Regions from separate parts of the Mus musculus genome. Here regions 2 and 3 are each linked to region 1. Evidence: chromatin loops called from intact Hi-C (ENCODE). Cell type or tissue: gastrocnemius. All regions are shown on one strand.

Region 1 (5,000 bases):
TACCGAGAAACCCTGTCTTAAGAAAAGAAAAGAAAAGAAAAGAAAAGAAAAGAAAAGAAAAGAAAAGAAAAGAAAAGAAAAGAAAAGAAAAGAAAAGAAAAGAAAAGAAAAGAAAGGAGGGGAGGGGAGGGGAGGGGAGGGGAGGGGAGGGGAGGAGAGGAGAGGAGTAAAGAAAAAGAAAGGAAGGAAGGAAGGAAGGAAGGAAGGAAGGAAGGAAGGAAGGAAGGAAGGAAGGAAGAAAGGAAGAGAGAGAAAAAGAGAGAAAGAAAGAAAGTGGATGCTCACAGTCATCTATTGGATGGAGCACAGAGTTCCAAATGAAGGACCTACGGAAACTACCCAAGGAGATGAAGGGGTCTGCAGCCTTATAGGAGGAACAACAATATGAACAAACCAGTACAAACAGTGCTCCCTTGGACTAAACCACCAGGCAAAGAAAACACATGATTGGACTGTGTCTCTAGCTGCATATGTAACAGAGGAAGGCTTAGTGTGAGGAGAGGCCCTAGGACTTACAAAGATTCTATGCCCCAGTATAGAGGAATGCCAGGGCCAGAAAGAGGGAGTGGGTGGTTTGGGGAGCAGAGAGAGGTGGGAGAGGATAGAGGATTATCAGAGAGGAAACTAGGAACAGGGATAGCATTTGAAACATAAATGAGCCTGGCTAGGTGGCCCACCCCTTTAATCCCAGCACTCTGGAGGCAGAGGCAGGTGGATTTCTGAGTGCAAGGCCTGCCTGGACTACAAAGTGAATTCCAGTGCATATGCAAGGACCACAGTTGAAGAAAGGGCCACCAACCCATCTAAAGATTTTTAACCCAGAATGGTTCCTTTCCAAAGGAAATGCAGGGACAAAGAATGGATCAGAAACTGAAGAAACGGCCATCCAGAGACTGCCCCACCTAGGGATCCATCCCATCTTCGGACACCAAACCGAGACACTATTACAGATGCCAAGACGCACTTGCTGAAAGGAGCCTGGTAGTGCTATCCCCTGAGGCCATGCCACAGTCTGACCAATACAAATCCATTTGTGGTGCTTGCAGATAACCATCAGACTGAGCACAGGAACCCCAATGCAAATTAAGTGACACAGGAGACCTTCCTTCCACACTAATATAAAAGGTCAAAATTCGATCCAAAATAAAAATTCGCAATCGATATATTTTTTGAGCATCATTTACAATAGATTACCATTGAGATTTGCAGGTTTTCAGTCCATGGAAATTGCACGGAAAATATAATGGTGTTATATATGTGAAAAGACCAAACCGTTAAATTCTCCTCATCCCAGAAGAAAATGAAGAGATTAGAAAAAATCCTCTTAGATAATATGACCACATATAGATAACAGAACTATGCAGTGGTTTGAATGAAAAAGGATTTTTCAAAGAAATGTGGACAGCACACTGACCTGTGGAGTGTTTACCAGAGAAGAACTCATCCTTTTTCTTTTTTCCCTGTTTCAAATATTGGAACTCTTCTTGAAGTTTCACAACAGGGTTTGAAAAATACAAAAATGAAATTACTACAACTACGTAATAGACAATGATAAACCACATAAAAGAACATTAAAAGCAAAATGATACAAAGAATCTTGTCAACACTTCTACAGACATGAGAGCATGGCATGACATATTTAGTGTAGTAAGGAATATAAGTATAATCTGAGGACGCTTTCTGACCTCAGTGGGCACCTGGCATAAACACAGAGCATATGCATCCAGGCTGTAAAACACTATTATCAGGTTTGTTACTGAGAACTTATCTTCCTGGGACTAGAGTCAAGGACAAATGGCTAGTGCCTACCATGAATCATGCCCAGAGTTGAATGGTGTTTCATTCATTTCAGGTAAGCATTGAGAAGGAATAAAAAAGGGGGAGCTTATTCAGCAGCAAATTTCAGAGGCTGAAAACACACCAGGCCTTAGATAATACTGTATGGAGAGTAGAAGCTTACATGACTAGGCCTAGGTTAATAGATGTAGTCAGGAATCCTCCCAAATTACAGTGACAATAGGAGAATGAAACTTACTTATACAGTAAAAAATAGACACTGCTCAGTATAAAAGCTCTCAAGAATATAAGAGAAGAAACATACCTCAGAAATAAGGCAAGCAGACTCAAAACTAAAGCAACCAGTACAGAGAAGGTCAACAATAATTATTTCACTCTAGTGGGGACTAATGCAACACAGAGCATCAATAAGAACACAGGTCAAGGACAGGAAAACATTTAGAGTGGACAGAATAGGTGATTCAGAAAGCAAGTAGACCTTCTGGAGAAAACCACCTCATATCAGACAATTCACTCTCAACAGACATCTTAAGACACCCTCACAGTAACTTTCTTTTTTTAAAAATATTTTTATTAGGTATTTTCCTCATTTACATTTCCCTATATACATTTACATCCCTATTTAAAACTATGGAGACGGCCACAGATCTAACGGGGTTATTAAAAAAAATATTCTGGCAATCATAAAATTTATTAAAACATGACCTTGAACCCAATTCACAGGGTCTCAAACTTCCTGACAATGGTAAGATATCCACAACAAAATTGTAAGAGTGGCGGCAGAAAATGCACCACTGTTCCACATGCTGGCCTTGCTCCTGCCCATTTCCCAGCCCAGCGCTCCTCTGACCTGGAAGGTGACAGGACCAGCTGCTGAATATCCTAGGAGGCCAGCACAACAACAGCTGCTTAAGGAAGTTTTCAGGTGCCGCAAGTACTGGGCATGACTCTTCCACCAGGAGTTCCTTACCACGAGGCAGCGGAGAAACAAAGAGAATGATGAAATGGCAGAACTTCCTTTTACTTCTGCCTAGCCCCTCCTTCTGGACCCGCCCAATATTCAACAGCTTCCTGGAATTCTTCTAGGCCCACCTACTTCCGGACCTTTTAATTCATTAGCTTCCCAGTTATTCACAGCAATTTTTTTGTTTTGGATTTCTGCTTGTTTGCTTGCTTGCTTGTTTTTCCTTTGCTTTTAATTTGTCTTTTCCTTAAACTCATCAATTCATGCAGGAATCCCACAGTCCCCATCAGGAACCCCTCCCCCAACTCTGTTGCAGGCTGCCTTTCACACAACTTCCCTGGACCTACTCTGCACAGCTTCTCCACAAAGTTGCTGCCAGACTAGACCAGAGCTGGATGTAGTAGGACACTGCACCTGGGTTCTGAACCCTTCAGATACAATGGATCCTTCCTAACTTCTCATATTTTGAGTCTAGCCCTCTGGACTAAAAATGCACACAATTAAGCAATTCCTCTAAATTCTGATGCTCAGAACCCAAAACAAACAGAAACTACGATAAAATGTCCTTGTCTCAAACTTCAAACCATATATGTACCCTATAAGGAGCACAATTTACATGATATCCAAGATAAAGAATTGAAAAGCCACAGTCATGATCAAGGAGATTAAAGTTTGTAAACCATGAAAATCCACTCAGAGAGGAAGAAAATGAATGATGAACAAGAAAATAATACCAGATTCCTGAAGGAAATGTCGACAATATAAAATATTTAAATTGAGTTCAATAGGTGCTTAGAAATGTCCTCCCCAAAAGACCCTGAAAACAAAATGCAGTAAGGCAAATAAAAATAATACATAGAGAACCTGTGGGAGACAGATTATCAGACTTAAAGAAAAGGTAGAGGAGATGGATGCCTCAGTCAAAGAAGATGATGAATTAAAATGATGTTAGGGGAGGATTATCCAATATATATAAAGAACTCAAGAAGATGGACTCCAGAAAATAAAAAAAAAAATTTAAAAATGGGGCTCAGATCTAAACAAAGAATTCTCAACTGAGGAATATGGAATGGCTGAGAAGCACCTAGAAGACTGTTCAACATCGTTAATCATCAGGGAAATGCAAATCACAACAACCCTGAGAATCCACCTCACACTACTCAGAATGGCTAAAATAAAAAATTCAGGGGACAGCAGATGCTGGAGAGGATGCAGAGAAAGAGGAACACTCCTCCATTGTTGGTGGGATTACAAGCTTATACAACCACTCTGGAAATCATTCTGGCGGTTTCTCAGAAAATTGTACATAGTACTATTAGAGGATCCAGCAATACCTCTCCTGGGCATATATCCAGAATGTGTTCTAACTGGTAATAAGAACACATGCTCCACTATGTTCATAGCAGCATTATTTATAATAGCCAGAAGCTGGAAAGAACCCAGATGTCCCTCAACAGAAGAATTGCAGCCCTATCGTCCTGCCACTCCCACTGCTGCTGCCTGCCAAGAAGCTGTTCTGGAGCTATCACGTGTTCACCTGTAAGATGATTTGGCGGGAATCGGCCCCCTTCCCCTCCTTCATAACTTGGTGCACGAATTAGTAAAATTGAGCTTTGATCAGAATTTTTGTCTTAGCTTCATCTTTCTCTTGTCCACCTAGCTCCCTCTTCTCTTCCAGATTCCAAGATGCCTTCCCAGAACCGAACCCAGACATGTGAGCCGCTGGTCGGACACAACATACAAGGATATTAGAAGACTGATTATATAGGTATGAATGAATAAATCTCCTATTGGATAATATTTTTAAAGTCAAAGCCTCAGTTGGTTAAAACGTTTTGATGAATTTAGTTGTTGGAACATTACTGAATAAAGTATAACACTGGGGGTTGGCTATGAGGAAAGAGAATAGATCCAAGCCATCTTAATTCTCTCTTCCTCTTTAATGATTGGGGTTGAGGATGTGATCTTTCACCTTTCTATTTCAACAACATGGCAATGTTCTATCAGTCCTCCCTGCCATGGTTGATGGTTATCCTCTGGAAGCATTACCCAAAGTAGTCTTTTTCTTCTATTAATTTCCTTGAACATGGTGCTTAATGAAAGCAATAGACAAAAAATACAGACCAAATATAGTAAAACATATTCTGATTGGATTTAAGGTTCCCTTTCAGAGAGAGAATTCATGTCATATTCGGAAACCTAATCAAGAACAGGATGTATGTTAAGTCATGGGAACTAT
Region 2 (5,000 bases), 150 kb before region 1:
AATGATGTTAGGTCAAGGCACAATATTATTTACTGCATGAAGGATGAGGCAATAAATGAAACTCCTTCGGAAAACTGTCCTGATCTTTATCAAAAAAAAAAGTAAGGAAAGGAAGTAAGAAGGAAGAAAGAAAGAGAGAGAGAGAGAGAGAGAGAAAGAAAGAAAGAAAGGATAAAAGGATGAAAGAAAACTAGAACAAAAATGCAATACATACTGCACTGTTGGTTGATAAATGGTTTCCTGATTGTTCCCTGTAACACTCTATGACACCCATGCATGTCAGCATAAGTGGGGGAAAGGAGACTCGAGATTTACCCAAGTCTCATTAGACTATTGCTAGGAAGTCAACTCTTTTCATGATTGTAATGAGTTCCAGGATTCTCATGTGACCTCTTAGGTTCAAAACCTGTTGTGATGATTATGAGAGGTTAAAATGGATTCTAGCTCAGCATGGAGGTGAGAGCTCAGAAGCACAAGCCCAAACCTGGGGGTCTGTCTTTAAATAGGGTTCTGTGCCCATGGACACCTTTCAGATGGCAGGGTTACTTGTTTCCCATTGTGTTGAGTTTTAGTTTTCCCCATATTGTACTTATGCAAAAAAAAATGTCACAAGTTAATTGATTCCTCATATGTGAATAGATTAAACATACTGGTGATTAATAATGCATCTGAGTTAAGGAAAGAAATAAAAGCCTTTCCCTCAGAGCATTTAACTAAGTGTGAGTCCAAAGTTGAATTCTCTACTTCATGTTCCCTGTGCCTTCCAACCTGTGTGTCTGTTCAGTTAGTTTAAATCTGTAACTTCCTGAAGGCTGCCTTGAGTATCTCTCCCTTTCTGTCTGCCTTTTGTCTCCATGTTTGTGTCTACCTGTGTAATCTGTTGTCTGTTTGTATCTCTCTGGCTGACCTTAATAGAGAGCTTTGGAGTGTTTCTAGAACATCAAGGGAACCATCACATGGGGGAAAGAATGGGATAGTGAACAATAATCTTTAACAGAGTTTTATAAAGGATTAGGTAACTGGGTCCACATGATCAAGACAATAAACATTTATAAACATGACTTTTATCAACCATACCCATAACTGTTTATGCATTTTGAAATGTGCTTTAAGCCTGTATTTCATGCTTTCAGTAAATGACTCACATGCAGTTTCTGGGCAGGACATGAAAAAGTACATAAATTATCATTTATCAACGCATCAAGTTAGATCTTTTATATAATACATTGTCACACTTATGGTTCTGCTAATGCATAGGAAAGCACCATGGAGCAAGACTTCATGGAGTTCTGCTCGATATATTCTTCATAAGATGTTTGCAAAAAAATTTTTTTCTTTGAAAAGTACGACTTTATAAGTGTATGAAGATGATTCAAATGAAGTCTTTGAATACTGAAGGAGATGGAGTTCCAGTTGATCTTGTATTTTTCACTGTGTTACATAAAGTGAGCTGCTAGCCAAAGTGGTCTCATAAAAATACCCAAAGATTGCAGGACACTGACAACAAAAGAAAGGGCTTGCTTTTTATAAACTGACAATAAGTGTTCATTGCTAAAGACAGGACTGACACAACTCATTGTATATGAAGTGGTCAAACTGGTGCCTCCAAGAACATTGACTCTTATATTCCAGTGTCCTCGTTATGGGAAAGTGCTTTGCAAGCTACACAAAGTGAAATATATACACAGAACCAACCAAAAAAGTCTTTGATCTATATTTTCTCGTTCTTCCAAAATATGCTAGGTCAAAGATATCATGAATTTATTGGGAATAACCAATCAAAGTCTAATTTGACTTAAATACCAATAGCACTCTGGTTAAATGTTATATATTTATGATAAACAAGGGTGTGTGGACATGACTACTGGGAGTGTTTGTGGACACACACACCAGTGTTATAAATAATGAGAAGGAGGTTTCTATATAGTGTAAAGCATAAAACTTTCACGGGAGCAGTCTCCTAGCTATCGTTTAAATTTAAGACAAGTCAAACCTATGACCTCATACATAGATACCTCTTAACCTCTCACTGGCTCTGTTCCCATCTATCTGTTCTCTTCTCTGTCTCCCACTAAATCTCCTACATCTGCATTCTCCTCCCTACATCTCTTTTTTTTTTTTTTTTTTTTTGGTTTTTCTTGACAGGGTTTCTCTGTATAGCCCTAGCTGTCCTGGAACTCACTCTGTAGACCAGGCTGGCCTCGAACTCAGAAATTCGCCTGCCTCTGCCTCCCAAGTGCTGGGATTAAAGGTGTGTGCCACCATGCCCGGCTCCTACATCTCTTTTTATATCTAGAAATTCCACCCTCCAGTTCTTGTCCCAGGAATTGGATGTCAGGTTTTTTTCTTACAAGCAATCATGTGTGAGACATCACCAGAATTTCTGTGGATTACCTTTAGGCATAGAGAGCTGCCTGCCCTTCAAGCATCTCAGCCTGTGTTGAAGGACAACTATTTACAAATATAAGGCTGGTGATGGACCATAGAAATGACAATATCAAGATCCTGATGGCACTTAGTTCTCTGACAATATAGCAATAAAAATTTGAAAATACACAGACACAGCTGCAGAAAAGGGTAAGAAATTCAACTCAATACATGTGGAGAATCCATGCAGGCCAGAAGAAGAAATTGGGGCTCACGGGTTGGAATGTCACTTTGATGTAGAGTCTGACCTCAAATGAAGAGGAATATTCCTGCCACGGTGTTCTGATTGCTGGGATTCTGCCAGCAGCACATGCATGTTTTATGTCTATAGAGTCAGCAATGTAGTCACACTTTGTATATCTCAACAACACAATTTATATTCTAGAAAACATCTTTTGACTATCTTTCCATTTACACTAACACGACATTAACATCCTAAGAACTAGATACATCTATAAAAAATATTTTTTTCTGTAGAGGGCAAAAGGAAACTTTGGTCAAAAATGAGCTCTATGGTAACCAGGAATGTAAAACCACAGGGTTTTCTCTTCAGTGCAAGAAAAAGTACATTTTTTTTTTTACCAGAAGTGAAGGAATGGATGTAGTAAGCAGCTTGGTGACCTGTGGTAGATGTAGTGCCAGACCACACCTGAAAGTCCTAGTCTATGAAATTGTCCCAGACAATCTTCCCTAGGTCATTGTTTCTCCATCAGTACAAACTGTCCTTGGGGATACATGACATGTACCTTACAGCTTGATGTCTTCTACACTGTATGCTGGATCCTCCTCTAGGCCCTTTAACAATATAATAATGATTGCCATATTCCCTAAAACTGAGGGACTAAATATTTCAAGCCTTTCTTTTTTTATTATATATTATTACAAAAGATAATAAATAATTGAGAGATTTTAATGTACCAAACTTTGATAGAATTTTCACAGGTATCATTACATAAGACAACCATTTAATTACACATTTTAAGGCACACCATCAGGTTTTAACTGCTTCTTAATACTATTAATTAAAAAACCTGATGATCACTGAAAATTATTCCAAACATTCTATATAAAAAGCAAAATACACATGATCATAGAGGTAATTAAAATAAGCATGGCATTGGAAACAATAATCTTGACATAATATAAATATTTTGAGGCACAAATTTTCATTGGACACTGTTATTGGACAAGTTTAAACTATACCAGTTAAGGGGTTAAAAATAAGGCTACTAGCTGGCCAAAAGCCTAGCTGCCCAATTGAGCCAACATTCCCTTCTCTTCTACCCTCCCAATCCTGTCCAGTCCAGAATGAATTGCATGCCCTACTGGACAGGCCCAAAATAGATCACAGGAGAATGCAGACACTTTTGTAAGAGAACAGAAATAACTGAGCAGCTTAGTTAGGATGGCCGCTTTTAGTCAGTATGTTCAAAATGCTTTAATTAGCACTCTGTCTACACAAGGAAAGAAAGCATTTCTCTGTGCCTGGGAAGGGCATGTATGTGTGTACACAGTGTTCCCTCTTATCAGAATCACAACCCAAGATTAGCATCTCAGACCATCTGCCAGGACACACACACACAAATACACAAACACACACACACACACACAGAAGAAGTTATACAAATAAATAATAGTAATAATCACCTCTTGGTGAGTAAAACTGGGCCTGATTGTAATTACCCCTTCTCAAAATCATCAAGACATCCTAAGCCCAGACATGATGATACACACCTCTACTCTCAGCACTGGGGAGGTAGAAGCAGGATGTCTCTGTGAGTTCAAAGCCAGCCTGGTTTACATAGAAAGTTTCAGATCATCCAGAGCTACACAGTGTTAGTCTTGCCTGACTCCCCTCTCTCCTTTTCATTCTCCCTCTCTCTGTCTCTACAGACACACACACACACACACACACACACACACACACACACACACACACACAAACACACACACACACACAGAGACAGACAGACAGACAGACATACAGACAGACAGACAGACAGACACAAAAACACACAGACACACAGAGACAGACAGACCTACAGACAGACAGACACACAGACACACAGACATACAGACACACACACATACATAAAATATTCAACTAAATCCCCAACCTGGTAAAAAGTCAAATCTCAATTACACAGAGGCTGACCATCTAGCTGCAGAGCCTCATGCTTCTCTCCACAGACCTAAGTAGCTTTTCCCCATCTTACTCCTGACTATTACCTCCACAGAATGTGAGTTGAGGAAATAATGCCCAAACCAGTCATGGTCACTAGTGTTAACAGTTTTTGGAACTGAAAAAAAAGGGGGTCATTAAAACATGATAGTACAATGCCATGAAAATACTTTCGAAGAAATTATACCTCAGAGATTTTCTCATACTAGGGACTACTCAAAACCGTAGAACTGGCTCCTCAGTTAGATGTTTTCTATTTTACTTCTGTCATTACTGGAGAAACTGAAAACAAGCTGAACTAAACAAGCTGTCCTTGTCAAGTGCCTTCCCTCTACATCTTTATTAGACAGCCAAACCTGGTAAGATGGAAAAAACAAGAACCCCACATGGT
Region 3 (5,000 bases), 130 kb before region 1:
GGAGGAAGAGCAGCAGCAGCAGCAGGAGGAGGAGGAGGAGAAAAGTATCATCATTGTAGCTTCCACAGTCACAGGACCCTTTCAGACACAGGTGGGAGATGCTTTTCAACATCCACATCCTTTGCAGCTGAGGGTGTAACTGAAGTCACTGTGGTACAGCAACAATTCTAATTCAAAATGTCCATCCTCTTCACTGATTAAAAACTAAAGACGTATATGTATAAATTTTATTTACCTATGTGTAAATGTTGCTATGTTATTAATGTTGCTAGAAAAACACATTTCTTTGAATATTTTGGATAATTGAATGGGGTATGCCTTCCAGTCAATCACAGTTCTACTGACTCTGGAAGACGAATAGCTCATTGCTGTCAAAGTAGAACACCTGAAGATCTATGGCCTGTTTGAAAAGATTTGCCAAAACTGTCTGGTCAATATACCAAGCCAGCTCACGAGAACCTGGGGCAGAAAGTGGACATTTTTGTGTCAGGACATCTGGACATACAGAAGTGTAATCTTGCAATAAACAAAAATTAGTTGTGAAATGGGGTGAGGCAGAGCATGGTTCAGATAGACAGGTTGAAAGCAGGAAGAGGGAGGATTAATTGTTGGGTGGTGGACCACAAACTAATTCAGAGCACCCATAGAAAAGAATCCATAAGATCCTGGCAGCCCAGGAAAAATAATCTATGTCAGCTTCCTGTGCAGAACATGAAAGCCAGGATCCTCCAGCACCATCACAAGACACTTGCTAAGAAGGTGTGTGACTGCTTTTGAAAGCTCAGTTTAATGAAGAATGGATTCCTGTTTCCTATCGATATAATTTCAGTGGAGCACAGGCCGTATGCTAGCCAGTCAGGACAGGAAGGATCAATGGGAACAGGTGTTTGAGATCTGGTCTTGATACTGTTGCTAGTATTAGAGACTGTGATGTACAGTAGCTAACATCAGTAGTGATAAGGTTGTTGTGACATTTGTGTGGTTACGGAGTTTAACAATTTCCTTTCCCCTTTCATAGGTACCATTGGATACCTGGAGGGAGTGAAGAATCTGAGACACGGGGAAAGCCCTGCAGCTGTTGTTCTAGCATTCCCACAGCAACTGAGGCAACTTACTCTAGATGTGGAACTCAGTTCTGACTTCTCTGTTTTTAGAGAGACAGCTGATAATTTATATCAGCTGTTCATTACTTTGATGAAAGATAGATAGATAAATAGATAGATAGATAGATAGATAGATAGATAGATATTCATCCATATTAAAATGTTCAGACAAATAGATGTACCTAGAAAAAAATTATCTATGAAGGTAAGCCAGACACAGGTGGAGAAATATGGAATATATTCACTTATGTGTGGATATTAGCCAATGCTAAAATAATGAACTGGATAAGCCCATTGTATTTAGAGATATTAAGTATAGAAGAGTTGACTTCAGAGCACACAGTGGCACACAGTGGCACACAGATTCCCTGGTGCAGGTAAATAAAATAGATTTCATGGATCGACTGGAGGCAGATGGAGATGTGAATGGGAAAATGAGGTAGAAAGTAGGAGGGAAGTTAAGGTTGAAGAAGAAAATGCTGAGAGACAGTTGGAAATTAGAGGGGTATTTGAGTGATGATATGGAAGCCTATAGTGGTATATACTTCCTAAATGCTATAAAGACAATCAATATTCAGTGACCTACTAATGGGGGTGAAGCAGTCCCAACTGACATGGTATTTGCTTCAAATGAGCTTTCTAGTACACTACCTGAGTTTTATTCAATTGAGTTGTTGGCTAAGTGGGTCCCTTAGATCCCTAAGCAACCTAGGCAGTTGCTAAGATAACTCTTTGCTCTGTTAAAATTGAGAGCAGTTCTCTATTACCAAGCATATCATTCAGAGAACTCACTGGACACAGAGAAGGTGAACCTTCCTGCCTATATAATATTTTCTTTGGTATGTGAAGTTGCTAAACAGGCTAACAAAAGAGAAATGTGAAAAGCAACCTAGCCTCAAAACCTTTGGCTAAAATCTTGTCTACCTGCCAGATATGCTAGGGGAATGATGGCACAAACCATGTAAGAAAAGCTAACCAATGTCTCTTTTGACGTAAATCCTACTCTGTAAGCTGAAACTCATAACCAATTCTGCATGAGTAGCTAGGAACCACACAGTAGATAAAATAAACACCCAGGGGAAAAACAAACACTACCACTCAAGGAAAAATATCAACGATGTGATCCCCAATGATATTCTGTTATACTCAAGACCAGTGTCTTATTCTGTCACCATCCAAGAAGCTTCCTCCTGCATCAGACAGGAAGAGATGCAGAAACCTACCCACAGATGTTAAGTAAAGACAAGAGTCCTTGTCACAGACCTTTAAATCAAACCTACCCCAAAATAGGTCAGGCAACTGCATGTGAGAAAGAATGAAATAGCCAGATGTGTTAGAGGACCCAAGGAGAAAAGGCTATCTGAATCAAATGAACCAGGTTCATGTGAATTTACAGAGAAAAAAGCAATAAACACAGGGCCTGTATAGGTTTGTGCCTGGTCCTCTGGCATATATTATAACCTCTAAGCACCACCAGCCCAAGAAACAGGTAACTTCTTGGAATGCTGCAGGTTGCAAGTCTTAGGAAAATGATAAATCCTCATAGCCTATACAACCCCCTGTAGCATGTGACCCAAGTCCATCTCTTAGTCAGGATGTAATATCTAATAAAGCTTACCCACATGGTGGAATTCATTTTTCTCTGGCGATTCTCTGGTTTAACAGAACCAACAATATATCTTCTCTTCAGCCATACTTTGCAGCAATCTTGTCTTTGTTTTTCATTCAAACCTAAGGTGTAACATTAATACTTAATCCTATGAAGACACATTTTGAATGCTGTATTTACATCAAAACCTGCATATACCTCAGTGTAAAATTAATGGAGATTGTAACTTTACTCAGTAAATGTTAATATTTACAGCCATTTGATGGTGCTTTATAACCTACATTTTCTAATTCGGTGAAATCTGCAATGGTCCCTCATATAACTAATATCTACAAAGCTCTTTTGGAATGTCTATTCAGTCCCCTGTTAAAAGGGAAATGAAGTAGCAAACAGAGAAACAGGGGAGTTAAGAAACATGGGAGAATTTGAGTTCAAGGAGCTTTATTGAGGCTTTATCAAAGAGAACTCCTGTGTACAAACTACAGAGGCTGCCAAGGATCGAAGAGGTTATTTAGAAAAATATTCTGGCAAGTATACAATTAATTCAAGCATCACCAAAACCCCCAGGTTCATAGAATCTCAAACTTCCTAAAAATGGTAAGATACCCACAACAGAATTGTGAGTGTGGCAGGAGAAACTGCACCCCTGCTCCACACCCCTGCTCTGCTCCTGCCCATTTCCCATCCCAACAGCTCCACTGACCTTGAAGGTGAAAGCTGCTGAATGTTCTGGGAGTAAGGCACAGCAGCTGCAGCTTAAGGAGGTACCTCAAATACTCTCCCAATACAACTTCCTGAACACTAGGCATCTGAGATACATTGTCTTTTAAATATGAAGGACAAGCCCCCTTTTAAAACCTGTGGAACAGATATTTTACAATTTTCAGAACCCCAACTTTCAGAATTACAAGTCTTACTTCAGATTAGAAATTATCTTTTCTCTACTGGACATGTGCAAGGTCATTCTGTGCTTCCTGATCAGATATATGAAGGTAAGGATTAGTTTAATTTCTTTTTTTTGGGGGGGGGGGTTTCAAGACAGGGTTTCTCTGTATAGCCCTGGCTGTCCTGGAACTCACTCTGTAGACGAGGCTGGCCTCAAACTCAGAAATCCACCTGCCTCTGCCTCCCTAGTGCTGGGATTAAAGGCGTGCGCCACCATGCCTGGCTTAGTTTAATTTCTTAACAAAAGCTTGTTGCTTTTCCTATGAAGATAACATAGCAAGATCTTACATTACAAATCACCACTGCACTCAGAAAACTGCTCCTGCATTCCTGCAAATCTGTTAGCTCAGCTTGGGTATTTAACCCCTGATGAGCCTATATCCCTGGGATTTAAAACAGACAAATGTTACACATGTCCTGTCTTTGGGAAAGTTTGCTTTTATTCCTGTATGTATATATGCTGAATTCTCATTGTTATTTATACCTTTGCCTAACCTGGGGAAACCTTCAAAGATATGATACAGTATTTGTTTTATTAGTTTATAATGCCAAGGCCTCAAAATCAGAAAATACTTAAAAGGCATATTAAACTTAAAAGGCGTATTAAAATTGGTGTTTGACTCTTAGTTTCTCATATTCCACTGACATCTCCTATAATTCACAGGGACAGGCTATTGTAGAATGAGCTCATCAAACCTTAAAAGATATAGACATCTAAATTACAAAGTAGGGCTGGTGAGATGGCTCAGTGGGTAAGAGCACCCGACTGCTCTTCCGAAGGTCTGGAGTTCAAATCCCAGCAACCACATAGTGGCTCACAACCATCTGTAACAAGATCTGATGCCCTCTTCTGGAGTGTCTGAAGACAGCTACAGTGTACTTACATATAATAAATAAATAAATCTTTTTAAAAAAGTAAAATTATAATTATTGATCTCCTTATAATACTTTATATAACAATAAATAAGTCAATTTTTTAAACTTTTCTAGCCCCTAATAAAATAAAGACCTATTAACAGGATAATAAAAATGACTGATGTTTTTCTGGGAGAAGATCTGTTTATATATTTACAGGACTCTGCAGAGAATTTGTATGTACATGAAGAACAACTTGTCCTCAAGGAGATTAAAATCACAACTTAATATTCAGTGAAAACCTATACATCAAAATTAGGATAAAGTAAAGTTTAAAGTATGAAATAAAAATATAAGCAGAAAAAAAATCTCACATGCTCTCTCAATTTATATCCACCCATCAAGGATGCACTCGCCTTGCAGAGTCACAGCTGGATAACAGAGTGTTAGGGCTCCATCCTCTCAGATGAGGTCATGCTTCCATCCCA

Evidence for each region. A loop is a pair of places that touch in the nucleus more often than their neighbours do. Peaks named below come from ENCODE experiments on the same cell type or tissue, not always from the same donor. Only the 100,000 strongest peaks of a DNase experiment are listed, where the experiment ranks them.
Region 2: a loop joins it to region 1, with 9 times the contacts of the local background. A loop is called at or near these places in 16 of 42 quality-filtered maps.
Region 3: it touches region 1 in a loop (1.8-fold over the local background); 12 of 42 quality-filtered maps call a loop at or near these places.

The regions. Positions count from the first base shown.
Region 1 is chr4:145,430,229-145,435,228 of GRCm38, reverse strand. It overlaps Gm42346, which reads right to left. Exons shown (of 3, transcript XM_030253952.1): 2 at 1,415-1,483. Among named protein-coding and RNA genes, the nearest start is that of Gm42346, 20 kb to the right of the region's middle. In gastrocnemius, no CTCF peak of the experiment used is centred here; a DNase peak (open chromatin) is centred at 2,672.
Region 2 is chr4:145,579,279-145,584,278 of GRCm38, reverse strand. No RefSeq gene overlaps it. Among named protein-coding and RNA genes, the nearest start is that of Gm13212, 3.4 kb to the left of the region's middle. In gastrocnemius, no CTCF peak of the experiment used is centred here; a DNase peak (open chromatin) is centred at 2,712.
Region 3 is chr4:145,555,280-145,560,279 of GRCm38, reverse strand. No RefSeq gene overlaps it. Among named protein-coding and RNA genes, the nearest start is that of Gm13212, 27 kb to the left of the region's middle. In gastrocnemius, no CTCF peak of the experiment used is centred here; no DNase peak of the experiment used is centred here.